Regions from separate parts of the Homo sapiens genome. Here regions 1 and 3 are each linked to region 2. The links are chromatin loops, found by intact Hi-C in ENCODE. Cell type or tissue: dorsolateral prefrontal cortex. All regions are shown on one strand. Each heading gives the region's core, and the rest is flanking DNA. Links, peaks and the distances in the headings are about the cores only.

Evidence for each region. A loop is a pair of places that touch in the nucleus more often than their neighbours do. Peaks named below come from ENCODE experiments on the same cell type or tissue, not always from the same donor. Only the 100,000 strongest peaks of a DNase experiment are listed, where the experiment ranks them.
Region 1: it touches region 2 in a loop (4-fold over the local background); 5 of 110 quality-filtered maps call a loop at or near these places.
Region 3: it touches region 2 in a loop (6-fold over the local background); 96 of 110 quality-filtered maps call a loop at or near these places.

Annotation. Positions count from the first base shown.
Region 1 is chr15:85,118,389-85,123,388 of GRCh38, reverse strand. PDE8A (phosphodiesterase 8A) reads right to left here. Exons shown (of 22, transcript NM_002605.3): 18 at 2,375-2,592; 19 at 196-328. Among named protein-coding and RNA genes, the nearest start is that of PDE8A, 140 kb to the right of the region's middle. In dorsolateral prefrontal cortex, for the core only: a CTCF peak has its summit at 2,444; a DNase peak (open chromatin) is centred at 2,468; H3K27ac peaks cover 3,395 bases.
Region 2 is chr15:85,042,515-85,047,514 of GRCh38, reverse strand. The region is part of intron 1 of PDE8A (phosphodiesterase 8A); the gene reads right to left. Among named protein-coding and RNA genes, the nearest start is that of PDE8A, 63 kb to the right of the region's middle. RefSeq lists enhancers at 161-330, 2,979-3,058. In dorsolateral prefrontal cortex, for the core only: a CTCF peak has its summit at 3,040 (motif pointing right); DNase peaks (open chromatin) are centred at 143 and 3,044; H3K4me3 peaks cover 526 bases; H3K27ac peaks cover 5,000 bases.
Region 3 is chr15:84,951,600-84,958,882 of GRCh38, reverse strand. It overlaps a transcript of SLC28A1 not described here. Among named protein-coding and RNA genes, the nearest start is that of PDE8A, 27 kb to the left of the region's middle. In dorsolateral prefrontal cortex, for the core only: CTCF peaks have their summits at 3,170 and 3,370; a DNase peak (open chromatin) is centred at 3,352; H3K4me3 peaks cover 815 bases; H3K27ac peaks cover 1,016 bases.

The DNA.
Region 1 (5,000 bases), core at 1-5,000, 76 kb before region 2:
TTTGTGTGTGTGTGTGTGTGTGTGTGTGTGTGTGTGTGTGTGTGTGTGTGTATCCCATTAGTTCTGTCCCTGTAAGAGTCTAATAGACTCACTGAGGGAACCCTTCTGTGGCTGATATCATAGCCCATGTGTCTCCATAACACAACAGTACAAGGACCCCAAACACAGGTTCTCTTTGCAATAAGTTTCCCTTACCCCATTTTCTTCTAGTGTTGCCAAGGGTTTGTTGATGCTGTTGACAAATTTGTTGACATGCTCAAAGTGCTTTGTCATTTCTGTGGCTAAGACCATGTCGATAATCCCCTGGCGCAGTGTCCGATAATCATTCCTGTTTTCGATGACAAATTAGAGGCTGCTACAAATTACTGATCCAGACCAGACAGGTACTCCTGAAAACAATCTGTTATCCAGGTATGTGTCCTCTGCAGCTATAAATCTAATGCCACTGAAAGCCACAAGGCACATTTTAAAAAGACATGGAAGTTAGGGGTTAGTGCCTAGATCGTTAGCAAGGAGAACCTCAAAAGAAGTTAAAACCAAAAGCTATAGGCAAAACTTATAGTTGCAGTGTTTATCTTGTCAATGAAGATAGAAATCTGTGGTTAGAAAGAATATACCCCACATGGAGGTGTCTTGAGGCCCAACCATTTTAGTGCCCATAGAATGTGAGGACCGATCTTCTGAAAGCTGCGAAATCATAGGGAGTACTTGATACCTCCACCTCTAACCCTTGCTTTTATTTTAGTACTTTAAAAAATTCATTTCTTGAAGGGGTAATCCATGTAATTCAAAATTTGAAGGGGTATGAATATGAAACAAAGTCTCTATTCAATCCCTTTTCTGCAGTTGAGTAGAAAACTTTCTCTGGAAAGTTAATAGGGTCTCATGTAGTTTTCCATTGATAACTGATGTAACTATAAGCAAATATGAATAGAAACTACTTTAACTCCACCTCTGAAATCCTAGAACATGGCAGAAAGGAGTTTTACAAAATCAAAAATCCTCTTCTTTAAAAATCCATATTAATAAGTATTCTTCATGACACAATGTTTTTTCTTTCTTCAACTGATATTCACTAAGTTCCTAGTATGTACCAAGCACTGTGGCACTGAGGACACAGTGACATATGACCCTTGTGACCTTACAGAGCTTAAGAATCTAATCAGACATTACACAAATCATTAAAAATAATTATTAAATAAGAAATGTGATACGTGCTACGAAGAAATCTGGGATTGAATAATTAGAGGGTTAAACTTAGCATGAGAGATCAGGGAAGGCTTCCCCAAGGAAGTGACATGTAAACAGAGACAATGCCAAGGAGATGTATGCTGAGCACAGGAGGGCAGAGTGGAGTGCTTCAGGGAGAGAGATAGATGACTGCTTCTTTGAGTCTCTAAGAGCTCAAGATATCAGCATTATACTTCACCTTGAAACATCCAGACACAAAGCGGCTGAATCTTAAAAACATTGTGCTAAGTGAAAAAAGCTAGTTACAAAAGATCACATATTGTGTATGATTCCATTTACATAAAATGTCCAGAAATGGCAAATCTATAGAGACAGAAAGTAGATCACAGTAGTTGTCTAGGACTAGGGGAGTTGAGGGGGAATGGAAAGGAACTGCTCATAAATTTGAGGTTCTATCGAAGGGGTAATATTCTAAAATTGAATATACTATGAGTTGCACAACTCTATGAATATACTAAAACCACTATGAATATACTAAAAACCACTGTACATGTTATTATTATTTTGAGACAGGGTCTCGCTCTAGTATGTACCAAGCACTGTGGCACTGAGGGCACCGAGGGCACAGTGACATATGACCCTTGTGACCTTACAGAGCTTAAGAATCTAATCAGACATTACGCAAATAATTAAAAAGTAATTATTAAATAAGAAATGTGATACGTGCTATGAAGAAATCTGGGATTGAATAATTAGAGGGTTTAACTTAGCATGAGAGATCAGGGAAGGCTCTGTTGCTCAAGCTGGAGTGCAGTGGTGTGATCACGGTTCACTGCAGCCGCAGCCTCAGCCTCCTGGGCTCAAGCAATCCTCCCACCTTAGCCTCCCGAGTAGCTGGGACTACAGACACAACCACCGAGCCTGGCTAATTTTTTTTTTCCTTTTGTAGAGACAGGGTCTCCCTACGTTGCCCAGGCTGGTCTCAAACTCCTGGGCTCAAGTGATTTCTCCTGTCTCAGCCTCCCAAAGTGCTGGGATTATAGGCATGAGCCACTATGTCCGGCCCACTGTATACTTTGTGCACTTTAAATGGGTGAACTGTATAAGATGTGAATTATATCTCAATATAGCTGTTTAAAAAAGAAAGAGAGGGATCAACACACTTCCCAATCATTGTTCTTACCTCTCCATGTTTTTAAATATATTGCATTTATCATCTCCAGTGGTCAGCTGGAAGGCCAAGGCCGCATGGTGGCTCTCCAGCACAGCAGTGTCATTGTACAAAATGGCCAGCTCACTTCCAGCATTACACAGGAAGGAGTTGGTTCTCCCAGGGTGATCCACATCATGAATGGTGGCTGCGATGAGTGCAGCGACCTCATCAATTGGATCTAAAGTTTCCTGAAAACAAGAGAGCTTTTAAAAACTGGGGTATGACACTGAAGGCAAGGAAGCCTTCTGTATAGTTTTCTTTCTCCCCTATTACTTTCAGGTAAGAATATTTCAGATTTCTAAGAAAAGCATACTACGTGAGCAAATCTAGTTTTCCTATCTCCACCCTGAAACAGTTATATTTCTGCATATTTGTTAGTCTCACACAAGTTAAGGACTTACCAAAATACAGGTGTTCTCAACAGATAGGAGTCACCTCCTCAGCCAGTCTTTCTCTAGACCCATCACCAAAAAAGTCCTTAGTCTGAGATATTGACTTAGACCAGCATAAACTAATATTAATAAAGGAGAGAAACAATTTTAAATAAAATTTAAAATAGGCACCACTTACATTAACTGGGAATTGATTTAGTTTTCTTCCCCCTTTTAGTGCTATCTTTGTCAGGTTGATGTCAGAGTTTTGTGAGTTTGACAAAATGATCTGGAAGTTTTCCATCTTTTTCAAGACTCTGAAAAGTTTTATGTAACATGGAAAAATTCCTTAAAGGGCTAAAGAATTCACCTGTCCATCTGGGTCAGGAGCCAACTTTTGAAGAAATTAAATAATAATTTAAAAATTACTAAAATTACTTCCATGTTATTGGCCTCTTTTGTTTTTTTTTTTTGTTTTTTTACTTCTTACATCAATTTAATTTAAAACATTCCATTAAAACTATTTTAAAGCTTTTGATTTAGTACATATGTGTGCAGTACTTCTATTTTCTGCTGTAAATTTGTATATTTTTGTGTCTTTATATCTTAACTAGTTTGGCTAGAACTTCACCTATTTTCTTGGTTATTTCCAAGAGCCACACTGGATTATCATTTTGCTTTTCCCATGTTTTTTTTCTTCCCTTTTAAAAGTAATTAAGGCATTTAAAACATAAACCTTTAACTATATAATTGGCTTCATTCTATAGGTTTTGACAGATAAGCTTCTCATTTTTGTTATTTTCTAACTAATGTCATTTTTGGTTTTATTTCTTTGTTGATTCCCAAATTATTCAGAATATTTTCTCATTTGTTGTAGCTGATATTTTAAATTTAACCATTAGTTATTCTATTTTGTTGTGTTGTGGTTAGAAAATATAGCCTATGAAGTTTAGAAGTTCAACACATTATGTCCCAGTATAAGATCATTTTTGGAAATACCCTACAGACTCTTGAGATGTATAGCTAATAAATCAGCCTTGCAAATTTATTTAAATTGATTTAAATTAAAATTCAATAATTTAAATTTTAAGTGCGCAAATAGTATGGTATGTGAATTACATTTCAATAAATGTTTTTTTTTTTTTGAGACGAGAGTCTTGCTCTGTCACCCAGGCTGCAATGCAATAGCATGATCTTGGCTCACTGCAACCTCCACCTCCTGGGTTCAAGTGATTCTCCTGCCTCAGCCTCTCAAGTAGCTGGATTATAGGCCTGCACCACCATGCCCAGCTAATTTTTCTATTTTTAGTAGAGATGGTGTTTCACCATGTTGGCTAGGCTGGTCTCGAATTCCTGATCCATCTGCCTTGGTATCCCAAAGTACTGGGATTACAGGTGTGAGCCACCATGACATTTCAATAAATGCTCTAATAAACTGTTTTCAGTTAGCTCTCTAAATATATATTTGTATGTTGTCTATAGAGTAGTTTAAAAGCAATACAGCAAAAATTGGGTTCTTTATATGCTGAGCCATATTGACACAGATGTCCCTCTGTTGTTACTTGTTTTCATAATTTAGAAAACAGTCCCCTTCTCTGGACACCCTATTTTACCTACAGTCTGATTTGATTTTTTCTGGAAAAAAACAAAAAACAAAAACAGAAATAAGAACCAGAGGGAGCACGGAAAGTTCTGAGAAGGTTTACCCTTCAAGGTGAGGAATGAACACTTGTTCACTCCCTGTGTGTGCCAGATGTCATCTTCTGCTTTGCTCTCTGCCAAATGCTAGTCCCGTGATACAGAGGAGGAAATGCAGCCAGGAGCCACTTGCCCTGGCCCTGCATGACTGCAGTCATCTTAGGCCCCAGTCAAGGGAGCAACAGGTCAAGGGCAGAAGCTTCAGAAACTAAAGTGGTTTGGCATGGCCCAAAAGTGGCCTGTGACTGGGACAAAGGAGAAGAAATGATGAGAGGAGCTCATTGTTGAGGTGAGTGTGGAGAGCTGTAGAGTTTAAAGTTTAAATCCTGAGGGAGGTGGGAAGCTGCTCCTGGGAATGACAATATCAGGTATGCTGTTTCAGAAAGATCACATTGGCAGTAGGGTAAGGGCATTCCATGGGAGGCAGGGCAGGCAAGAATTCTAGTTTGGAACTGCCCAGATGCGAAAGGATTGCGGGGGGCCTCACTGGGACAGCAGCAGGAGATGAATCTGAGAACATTTAGGTG
Region 2 (5,000 bases), core at 1-5,000:
TTACTTAACTAGATTGCATTTAACCTTACATCCTGTCTACGGGGTATATCCGGCTCTCAGGACCTCTATGGAGCAGAGTCTCCTAACAGCCGGACAACTACTTGCCACTGCTCCCCCCAAAATAACCACCACCAGGAAATCTGATGACATTACTCAGTGAGCAGACGTCAGCAGTGGGCCCTCAAAGAGTAAACAACTTCCTGACTGCTCTAGAAAAGAGGACTGGAACTTCTGGAATTCTTGTATCCATCCTTTCTTTATGTATGGAAATCATAATCAAACTGACCTAAGGTTTCAGGTCACAGCCCTCTTAATAATAATTTATTTTTCACATTAATATTTACAAGGGAATAATCATTTCAAATAAATTTAAATAGCATAGCTTTGATTTTATCTTTCAGCTTTAAAAGCAACTGACATTTTTAAGCAATATAGAAACAAAAGTATGTTCAATAGCTGATATCAGTAATTATACACGTTCTTAATCTTTTATACTTTTAAATATTTGTGAATGTATTAAGATTATTTAAAAAGGTTATAATATTAGGATATCAGACAATATGATGGTGTTGATTTGCATTTTAATATTGAAAAGTAAAACTTTTTGTAAATATGGTTTACAGATATATGAAACAAATTATTAGAAGTTTTGATTTCGTTTGCCTAACTGATCTAACATCATTTAGATGTGGTATTAGAAGGCAAAGTTATTATGTTACAAATCTTGATTAGGGGTGGGTGAGAAAGAAAATAGATATATAATTCCAACCTCTGTAAAATTTCTACTCCCCTCTACCCTCCCTATCCCTTGCCTGCTTTGTTTTTATTTCTTAGCTCCCAATCACCATTTGGTATACTACATATTTTATTATCTATCTTCTTTTTTGTCTGTTTCTCCCACTGGAATACAGAGTTCTATAACAACAGGGATTTACCTGCTTTATTCATTACTATATTCCCAACACCCAAAACAGTGTCTAGTACATGGTATTCAAAAAATATTTTGGAATTAATGTGCAGTCAACAGCTAATCTTTTTAAACCAATCATTTATCTAGAAATTATACTCATACCAGCTTATTACATAAATATATGTATGTAATACAGGACTTGTAGTTTTCAGAGTAATTTCATAGGTACTTTATTCCATTAAGAAACAGAAAGAATGGCTGGGCGTGGTGCCTCACGCCTGTAATCCCAGCACTTTGGGAGGCCGAGGCGGGCAGATCACCTGAGGTCAGGAGCTCAAGACCAGCCTAGCCAACATAGTAAAACCCTGTCTCTACTAAAAATACAAAAATTAGCCAGGTGTGGTGGGTGCCTGTAATCCCAGCTACTCAGGAGGGATTGAACCTGGGAGGCAGAGATTGCACTGAGCTGAGACAGAGCCACTGTACTCCAGCCTGGGTGACAGGGCGAGACTCTGTCTTAAAAAAAAAAAAAAAAAAAAGAAACAGAAAGAAGAATCTTACGAAGAGCCTAAGTCCTAGGAACTACAAAACAATCATATGATCGATCTCTTTTTTTCCTTCATCCTTTTATTAGAAACAGAAAGTTATCCTGGGGTCAATTTACATTAATTGTATACAAAACCCAGGAACTGCAGTAAAGACATAAATCCAATTTTGGTCTGAACCATACTATCCCTTCAGGCTTTCCATGTACAACCAGTGACCATCTGTTTCTCTCTCTGGACAAAGAGAAATAATGTGATCAAAGGGACACAGCCTGGAAAGAGTCAGGAGATACCAGTTCTTAGGTGTGGAAGAGTCTAAATCCAGACACTTGTGGACCACCTATTACTGTAAGACAAGTGCAGTGCTAGATACTAGGAGTACAAAGAACCTAATCCTGTCCCTTGGGTAGCAGGAGAGGAAAATGCAAATAACAACATGGTCCAGTCAGTTTTAATAGAAAAAAGTATCTAACACGTAAATACTTTGGATCCAATCATATTTAAGTCCAATTTAGTTCTTACCTTATGAGCAAGGTAAGCTCATTAACTCCATTTTATTGATGAAGAAGCTGACACTCAGAGAAGTATGGTCAAATAGTTGGTAAGCAGTAGTTGCAGGAATGGGACCCAGTTCTGTCTGAATTTAATTCCTGTGATCTTTTCATGCTCTATTAGGAAAAGTCTAAAATAACCTGGCCGTAATCTGTATCTAGCTGGAAAAAGATCAAGAAACTGGAAAACAGCATTTATCCTTCTGACAGATCTTTACTGAACATCCACTATGTGCCAAATGGTCTCCTAGGCATTGAGGATTCAATAGACAGCAAGACAGACAATATCTCTGATTAACAACAGGGAAAGATGTGATGGAGAGTAACTGAATCAGAGTCAAGGAAGGCCCCTCTGAGGCAGCAATGCAGGAGGTGAGATCTGAATGACAGGAAGTAGCCAACCATGCAAGAGGTGGAGGAAGGAGTACCAGGCAGAGGAACAGCTAGTGCACAGGACCTACAGTGGAAATAAGGTGGGACACTGGAGGAAACAAAGAGGAAGAAGGTCAAGAGATGAGGTTACAGCTAAGCAGGGGCCATACAAAGAAGGTCATGAGATGAAGTTACAGCTAAGCAGGGGTCATACGATGCAGAGTTTTCTAAGGCAGGACAAGACATTTGAATTTTATTCTAAATTTCATGAAAAGCCGCTTAAAGGTTTTATACAAAGAAGTGACATAATCTGATTCTTCTTTCTAAAAAAGATGTCTTTGGCTGCCAATGGAGAATGAACTACGGGAGGATGAGAGTAGAGGCAAGGCCAATAAGGAAGCTTCTGCAGTAGTCCAAACAAGAGAAGATGGTGGCTTGGCCTGGGGCCGGCCACAGAGATAAACAGATTTAGGATGTGTTTTGGAGAGAGTGATCAGGACTTGCTGATGGACAGGACACTGATTCCATCACTAAGATCCACTGATTCCTAGACCAGAGTTCTGATTATCTGATTTGCAGTTTTCTATCATTGTGGCATGGAAATTTGGGGCTCTGCAAGGCATCTTAGTAGCAACTGATGTGCATCTGCTTGGTCCTTTCCAGATCCACCCACAAGATGGCACCAAGGTCTACTCTTGAGGCAAAGTTCTCAGCTGCTTTCCCTGGTTCTTCTCCCAGACTCTTTATCTGTCCCCCACTGTCATAGTCTCTTTCCTCCCCCTACCTGTTCCTGATTTTCCCATCAGTCGATTTAAACAGTAAATATTTACTGTGAACCTTGTGTATGTTACCCTGACTGATTGCAAATTCTAGTTATATACTGGGGTGAAATCATGCACATCCTTTTTTCCCAAACCCGTAGTGTTGGGCAAAAAATGATATCCAGATTAAATAAGCTATTTCAAGTAGTTACCACAATGCCTGACAATGAGTAAATGCCCAATAAATTCTAAATATCTACAGCAAATATTTTCCAAGAAGCTTTTGCTATGAAATTATAATTCTATAATGCACATACATATTACAAGGCATTTTTTTAAACTGTATTTTTCCAAAGCACTATTTCTTTCAGAACACACTGGCTGGGTGTGGTGCCTCACGCCTGTAATCCCAGCACTTTGGGAGGCCAAGGTGGGTGGATCACAAGGTCAGGAGTTCGAGACCAGCCTGGCCAATATGGTGAAACCCTGTCTCTACTAAAAATACCAAAAATTAGCTTGGCGTGGTGGTGGGCACCTGTAGTCCCAGCTACTCAGGAGGCTGAGGCAGGAGAATCACCTGAACCCGGGAGGCAGAGGTTGCAGTGTGCCAAGATCACACGACTGCACTCCAGCCTGGGCGACAGAGTAAGACCCTGCCTCAAAAAAACAAACAAACAAACAAACAAACAAACAAAAAACCATTAATTTCATGATACCTTGAAATACTGTACAAAGTAGGATCTAGTTCTTAAATATCGTATTAACGTATTAAATACAGGGGACAAATGTAAGTTTTCCCGAAATGTTAAAATTACCTTTGAAAGTAAAACTAGTAAGAATTAACCCATAGAAAAATGAGAATAGTCAACTATAGGAGAGATAACCCAATCCGAGATCTTCTTCAAACATGTCACTGAGATCTGAGGATCCTCAAATCCAATGTGGCAATCTGAGGTATAAAATCATGGAGGCCAGACTAGAATCTACCTCTTCCCTCCACCCTCCCAAAAGACAAAACTGATCACTTGCCTATTCATCTGTCAGAATGAAAAGGGGGGTCTACAGGCTGCCCCAGGGAGCAGGGAGCCAAAGGTTGAGAACTCAGTGCTATTTATTTAACTCCCTTCTAAAGAAAAACTGAATTCAGCAGGCATGGGTGATATGGATACCAAATCAATTGATTAACAAATTAGCAGCATGCCTCTCTCTCAGATGAATCTATTTCAGGAATATTTACATTTGTCAATCATGTTTCTGTAACACACTGTATATTCAGACAGAGAGCCTTGTCTGGAGGTTCTACAGCTGTTTGCCTGCATACCTGATCACTACTAGCATCCTGACTGCAAAGGCCAGCCTAGGTTTTATTGGGTTGGCTAATGAGCTTTAATGAGATTTAAGGAGATTACAATGAGAATGACAATCCACACAATCGAATTATCTAGAATCACCCACAGTTCCCATAACCCGTATTCTGGAGGTTAGACAGATATGGGGTTTGAACTGTGACCCTTTCTGAAAAACTGTGAGTTTCTTCACTTTGCTAAGCTTCACTTGGAAAATAGTGATTGTGAAGATTAAATGAGTAACAGATATGAAGCACTCTGTGCAGTACCCGCCACACAGTTAAGTGCTCCATAATGTATAGCCATTACTACTGGAAGTGGATGCACAACCATTCATAAAGCCCCTACTTTGGTTCTAGAACAAAGAAGGCATCCTTGACCAGGTAGGGAAGCTAAACATGCTATCTCTGTCATAGCTTTGGGTAGAAAGTGAGTTTTGAGACTGAAAGCTATCTGAAAAAAATCTGCAACAAAGAGTAAATTGTTAACCCCAGCCTCCTTCTTGTATTAAACCA
Region 3 (7,283 bases), core at 1,245-6,244, 90 kb after region 2:
AGTGATCCACCCACCTTAGCCTCTCAAAGTGCTGGGATTACAGGCATGAGCCACCATGCCCAGCAAGACCCCATCTCAAAAAATAAAAATAAAATAAAAAAAATTTTGAGACCATCCTGGGCAACATAATGATATCTCATCTCTATAAAAGAAATTTTAAAATTAACCAGGTTTGGTGGTGCCTTCCTGTAGTCCCAGCTATTTGGGAGGCTGAGGTGGGAGGATGGCTTGAGTCTGAGAGACCAAAGCTTCAGTAAGCTACGGTTGCACCACTGTACTCCAGGCTGGGTAATAGAATGAGACCCTGCCTCAAACAAACAAACAAACAAACAAAAAACTGTAAGAGGAAGTGATTTCCAAACCTAGATTATATTCCCTACTAAGCTATTAACCAAGTGTGATGGTAGAATAAAGACATTTTCAGATATGCAATTTTTCACAAAATTTGATCTCTTGTGTATACTTTCTCAGGTGTTCTACCAAAATGAGGGAATAACCCAAGAAAGAGAAAGACAAGGGTTCCAAAAATAGGACATCCACCCAAGAGAGGTGTAAGCAAGTCCCAGGGTGACAGCTGAGCAGCAGCAGGCCTGAAGAGAACCAGGTGGAATAAGATAACACAGGGTTCCAGAAGGAACATCTCGGGAAAAGAGGGAATCAGATATAGGACCTTATAGAAAATAGCTCTCAGAGCTTGCGGATTTATATATATAAACAATTTTCTCTGGATATAAGACCAATATACAAAAATCAAGTATATTTCTACAATGGGCAATCCAATGACAAAATGAAGAAAACAATTCTGTTTTCTTCAGAAATTCTAAGTACTTAGGAATAAATTTAATAAATGAAGTGCAAGACTTGTACAATGAAAACTACAAAACATTGTTGAAAGAAATTAAAGAAGATCTAAGCAAACGGAGAGGCATCCCATGTTCATGGATCAGAGGACTTAATATTTTAAACTGGATGTACCCCTCAAATTGATCTACATATTCAATGCAATCTCTATCAAAATCTCAGCTGGGTTTTTTGCAGAAATTGATGAGGTGATTTTAAAATTCATATGGAAATGCAAGGGAACTAGAATAGCTTAAACAATCTTTAAAAAGAATAACAAAGATGGAAGACTCATACTTCCTGATTCCAAACCTTCCTACAAAGCTACAGTAATCAAAATAGTGTGGTAGTGGCATGAGGATAGACTACAGATAAATGGAATAGAATTAAGAGCTCAAAAATAAACCCTCATATTATGGTCAATTGATTTTTGACAACGGTGCCAAAACAATTCAATCAGAGAGAATAGTGTTGTCGGCCAGGCATGGTGGCTCATGCCTGTAATCCCAGAAATTTGGGAGGCATAGATGGGTGGATCACTTGAGGCCAGGAGTTTGAGACCAGCCTGGCCAATGTGGCAAAATGCTGTCTTTACTAAAAATACAAAAATTAGCTGGGCGTGGTGGCGTTCGCCTGTACTCCCAGCCACTCAGGAGGCTGAGGCACAAGAATCGCTTGAACCCAGGAGGCAGAGGTTGCAGTGAGTGGAGACTGCGCCACTGCACTCCAGTCTGGGCAACAGAGTGAGACTCTGTCTCAAAAAACAAAACAAAACAAAACAAACAAACAAAAAACTACGTGCAAAAGAATGGAGTTGGGGAATGACTTCTCGGGTGATGACAATATTCTTAAATAGATTCTGGTGATGGGCTGTACAACTAAATATACTAAAAACCATTGAATTTTACACTATAGGGTAATTTTATAGTATATCATTATATGTCAATAAAGTTGTTTAAAAATTAAAAATAATTTTCTTAACAAATTTGGGAAGAAATAATGACAGTTAAAAAGAAATCTAAGCAACAAAAACAAAAAAACAAGGTATATGGATTTGAAAATGCATAAATTTTTCACATTTTAACATTTCTGATATGGAGATGCATCCTACAAACAATGGAGTGTCACAGTTTAGTTGGGAGTGTTCTTTCTTAGTGGTACATAAAAAATGGCACATCTTACTGTCTTAAATTAGAAGAATTATGGTGATATGTTCAGAAGGAACAAGATGTGCAAGAGGCCAGGTGCAGTAGCTCACGTCTGTAATCCCAGCACTTTGGGAGGCCATGGCAGGAAAATTGCTTGAGCTCAGAAGTTTGAAATCAGCCTTAGCAACACAGGAAGACCTTATCTCTATTAAAAAAAAAAAAAAAAAAGTAAAAATTAGTCAGGTGTGGTGGTGTGCGCCTGTAGTCCCAGCTACTCAGGAGGCTGAGGTGGGAGGATCTCTTGAGCCTGGGAGGTTGAGGCTGCAGTGAGCCATGATTGTGCCACTGCACTCCAGCCTGGGTGACAAAGTGAGACCCTGTCGAAAGAAAAAGGAAAGAGAAACAAAGAAAGAAAGAAAGAAAGAAGGAAAGAAAGAAAGAAAGAAAGAAAGGAAGGAAGGAAGAGAAAGAAGGAAGGAAGGAAGGAAGGGAGAGAGAAAAATGCGCAAGATAGGAAATGTAATGATAATATGCTCCATGGCTCACCAATGCACAAGTCTTATAGCCATAATCAGACAGAAACACATTAATGGAATACAGCTTTTTCTGAAAGTTGTATATTACCATGTTGGGAGGAGAAAGGGAGGACAAATGGAATATGGGGTGGTATGAAAGAGTTAATGCTTCATCTTCTGTAATGGGGAGTAAAAAGGCACTATCTAAAATCACTAATTTGAGAAAATAGCAGTATGGATGCATTACTTAGAAATATGGATGTAAGTAACAGAAATGACTGAAAGAGTTTGAAGGGGAGAAGTCAGGGATGGGGAGGGAATTACCGAAATGTTTTCCTGTTATTGTTGCTGATATAACTATGGTACCATTTGACTTTAAAAATCAAGTATCTGTTGTACTTTGATTTGAATGGAAGGGAAAAAGGAAATGTGGAGAGGGAAGGAGGAAGTTGGGGGTTCGCTGTGGATCCTATCCCTTGATCAGGAAGGCTGGGGTCAATGCCCCTACCTCAGGTCCAATGGGAGGGAAAATTGAGCCGCACCTAGGGGGCTGCATTACACAGAGAGTGACTCCTCCTGTCCACAACCCTGATAGGAGTGCAGTGGGATGGTAGAGCCTGCCAGGAGAATATGTTTTCAGATTCTATCCTCCTTCAGAGGCACCGACCTCCCCCACAAAAGGGAGAGGCTCCCAGCAGCAGCCAAAACGAAGCCCTCCTGGGGCTCTGTGCTCTGCAGCCTCGCAGCCAGGGATCCCAGCTGGGGTGGGGTCAGCCACAGTCCCGCTGAACCAAAGAAACCCAGTCTTCCACTGCTCCGTGAGGAACTGCTGTGGAGGCAGCCACCAATGCATCCACCCCACCTGGTGGAAGAAGGGAGACTGCAGCGCGAGTGTTCCAAGAGCTTCTGTATTGGGAAAAATCATGACTTTGCTACTTTACTGATGCAAAGCGTTCCTCAGTTTCATCTTCTTGTATTCCAGATGCTTCACGGTCAGACATCTTTGATTGCTGTTCTGAGGCTCTTCCAGTTATCTGTTGCTATGGAATAAACATCCCAAACCCGTTGCATAAAACCACTACCATCCATTATGCTCTCGGATTCACTGTCTCAGGAATTTAGATGGGCACCAAAGGGGATGGCTTGTCTCAGTTCCATGATGTCTGAGGCCTCAGTGGGGAAGATTCGAATGGCTGTGGGCTGGAACCACCCAGAGGCTTTTTCGCTCGTGTCTGGCACTTGGGCTATGATGACTTGCAGGCTGGGCTCAGCTGGGACAGTTGACCTGGTGCCTACATGTTACTCCTCCAGATGACTTGGGTTCCTCACAGCGTGGCAGCCACAGAGCAGGGAGAACTCTTTCTTTGTGGTGGGTCAGAGTGCTAAGAGTGAGTGTCCCAGCGAACAAGACCAAAACTGCCTGGGCTTTCATGACCCAGCCTCAGAAGTCACATGGCATCATTCCTACCATGCCGTCTTTCTCAAAGCAGTCACAAGCCTGCCCAGATTAACAGGGAGAGGACATAGATCTGACTGCTTCATGGGAGGAGTGTTAGAAAATTTGCAGCCATGTCATAAAAATACCACAATGACTCAGTATTATTAATTAAAATAAAAATAATGTAAAGTATTTTACACATATCATATACCTGTTTACTAGGCAGATCAATGAGGAAGCCAACGTGCTACAATGGTTAAGTATCTGGCATTAAAACCAAACAGAACTGGGTTCAAAACCTGGCTCAGCCGCTGAACTGTGTGCCCTTGAGCAAACCACTTCACTTCTCCACGTCTCAGTTGCCTTGTTGGTAAAATGGGGATAATAATATCTACCTCACATAGTTTGTTTGTTTTTAAGGATTACACGGACAGCATATGCAAATAACTTGTCTCACAATAAGCATTCAGAAAACGTTAGTCCCTTTTTCCCTAAATTATTTCAAGCGCTACATTTCCATTATTTCTATTATCTCAGATTTTTGAAGATATGCTATCATTTGAAATCTTTATAGATAAATGGAAAGAATGGTTGCTTTCATCAGGAAACAACACCCCCGATCTCGTGGGAAACTGCTCCTCCTTCCCTTTCTGTTCAAATAGGAGCTGCCAGCTTCTACCTCCCTGGTCACAGTGATTGCTTCAGGGGTGGGCAGAAGAGCCAGGCCACACTGATCACCCTATCCCATTTTCTAGGCCTCAACAATGGGTCTGGAGGAGGGCACACGTCCCTGACAGATCAATCACATTCTTGGAGGTTTGCTTTCTTTGCCACAACTAGCTATCAGGAAAACAAGCTAATATATGAACCCATGATTTTCTGATGGCCATGGTCCAGTCTTATGGAGAAATCCAATTCAGTAGAAGGAGGTCACAGTGCAGGAAGACACAAACACAACAAAAGCAGGAACTCAGCGGTAGGCAGAGCCCTAGAGTCATGAAGTCCCCAGGCCCAGCTGCCTGCAGCTACACCCTCATCCCTCCTGGTGCCCATACATTCCTCTTCTCCTAAGCTATTTGATTTGTTGTCTGTCATTTGCAACCAAAAGAATCCTAAGTAATATACCCCTCTGATTTATACATTTTTTACAAATGAGGTAAATCATTCATAAACTCCAGTACTTTCACTATTATATTTTTCTACTTTTCTTATTTATTTTTGAAACTGCATCTTGCTCTGTCACCCAGGCTGGAGTGCAGTGGTGTGATCACAGCTCACTGTAGCCTCACATTCCTGAGCTCAAGCAATCCTCCTGTCTCAGACTCCTAGGACTGCAGGTGCTTGTCACCATGCTGGGCTAATTTTTAAATTTTTAGTGGAGACAAGGTCTCGCTATCTTGCCCAGGCCGGTCTTGAACTCATGGGCTCAAAGCAATCTTCCAGCCTCAGTCTCCCAAAGTGCTGGGATTACAGGTGTGAGCCACCTGGCTCAGGCTTTCCACTGTTATAAAGGAATCAATTAATTACAGTGACACACCTCTAAGTGATAAAACCCACCAGCTGTTGAGAGCTCTTGACATGAACTTCCTGAGACTCCTAACAGTTTAAGTCATTGAAGATGATTCACCGAGTTACGGAACTTTTCAGAAGGAGGCCCTGTCTTTTCCATACCAGCCATTAGACTTTCTCACCTCTGGGTTCTGGGCCTACCTGGAGGACCCTGGTCCCAGACTGCAGCATCGGGCCACACTCTGGCTCAGAGCAGCTGACACTGAAATAATGACATGCCCCAGATCCAAAAAGGATTAGAGATTAGAAATATCTGCCCTCTGGGCACTGCCCAAGAAAAGATCCCTTGAAAGCTGTATGCTTTGATGGAGCTTATTTGTCTTCTAATTGATGCGATGGCATTGAAAAGAATAGTTTGGTAATATAAACAATGGACTCCTCTAAAAGTAGAAAAGAATCTTATTGAGGAAGGAAGTTTCAAGGGATAAAAGCAATCTTTTGTTTATAAAGTGAATTTTCTATCTTTAAATAACTTTTCTTTATACTTTATTATTAAAAATTTTTTTTATTTTTTGAGACGGGGTCTCACTCTGTTCTCCAGGCTGGAGTGCAGTGGCACGATCACAGCTCACTGCAGCCTCGACCTCCCAGGAGTGGCTGGGACTACAGACGTGCACCACGACACCTGGCTAATTTTTTTGTATTTTTTTGTAGAGACTTGGTTTCACCATGTTGCCCAGGCTGGTCTCAAACTCCCGGGCTCAAGCGATTCTCCTGCCTCGGCCTCCCAAAGTGCTGGGATTACAGGCGTAAGCCACCGTGCCCGGCGACTTTTCTGTTTTCTTGGAAAAAGAAAAACAGAAGTTTTGCTGGGATAAAAATGTGTCCTTTGTCAGTTGGGGCTGAGTGGAGGAAGTAACCTGCGTGGTGGCATCTCCAGCCTGGTCAGGCTCACTCATGGTCCGTCACTGAAGCACATGGAGTCATTGGATGCAAGGAATTTACTGACGTGTAGGAGAGTGTGTAGCAGCATTTCGTGTGTCCATCTGGTTGGCAGTCTTGATCTGTGGGTTACTGCCTTCTTACTTGTAGATGAGAAATGAGTCCCACCTTGGAAAGATAGGAAAGATGTCTGTATAGAGAGCAGATAGCCACACAGCCTGTGTGAGGATGAGAAAACTGCTCCAAGCAGTCCTTGTGGGATCATCTCTTCCTTGTTCTTTTTTGCTCTCAACATAATTTGCAGTGTTTGGCAGGTGGGAGGGGAGCAGGATGGGGACCTGAGAAGCCTGTCCTTCTTCTAGCTCCTGTTCTAGTTCCTTGCTGTTCTTCAAGGGGAGGGAACACGGATCTTAGTGGGTAGACTGGGCCACACTTACCAGTGGATCAGGTCACTGTGTGTTGAAAGGTTATACACAGCACATGGACCTCTGCCGACTCCTGCTTCTGTAAGCCTGAGGCTGGAAACTGCTGTGAGCCTCCCTTGCCTCGCCTTGCCTTCTGTCTCTGGTGTTTTCCCATCATGAAGCTAAATTGGAAAACTTTGCAGTTTGGCCATCTGGCTCTCTTTCCACTTCCCCTCGGATATGTATCAGGAGTCTCTCTTTTTTCTCTGAAGTCTTGGTGGCCAGTGGGAGGTATGTTTCAGATTTAGACTTTGTCAGAAGGAGCGGGCCCATTTAGGACTCCAGGTGAATGTACCAGCCCCATGTTACCAGAGAACCAGGAGTGCCAGGCAGGGATGATGGGCACTTTGTTAATAATAGCTTGTTCCCATTTGTTCATCAGGATCCCCGCAGGAAAGAGGCAAATCTGCTCCTTCTTGCCACCTAT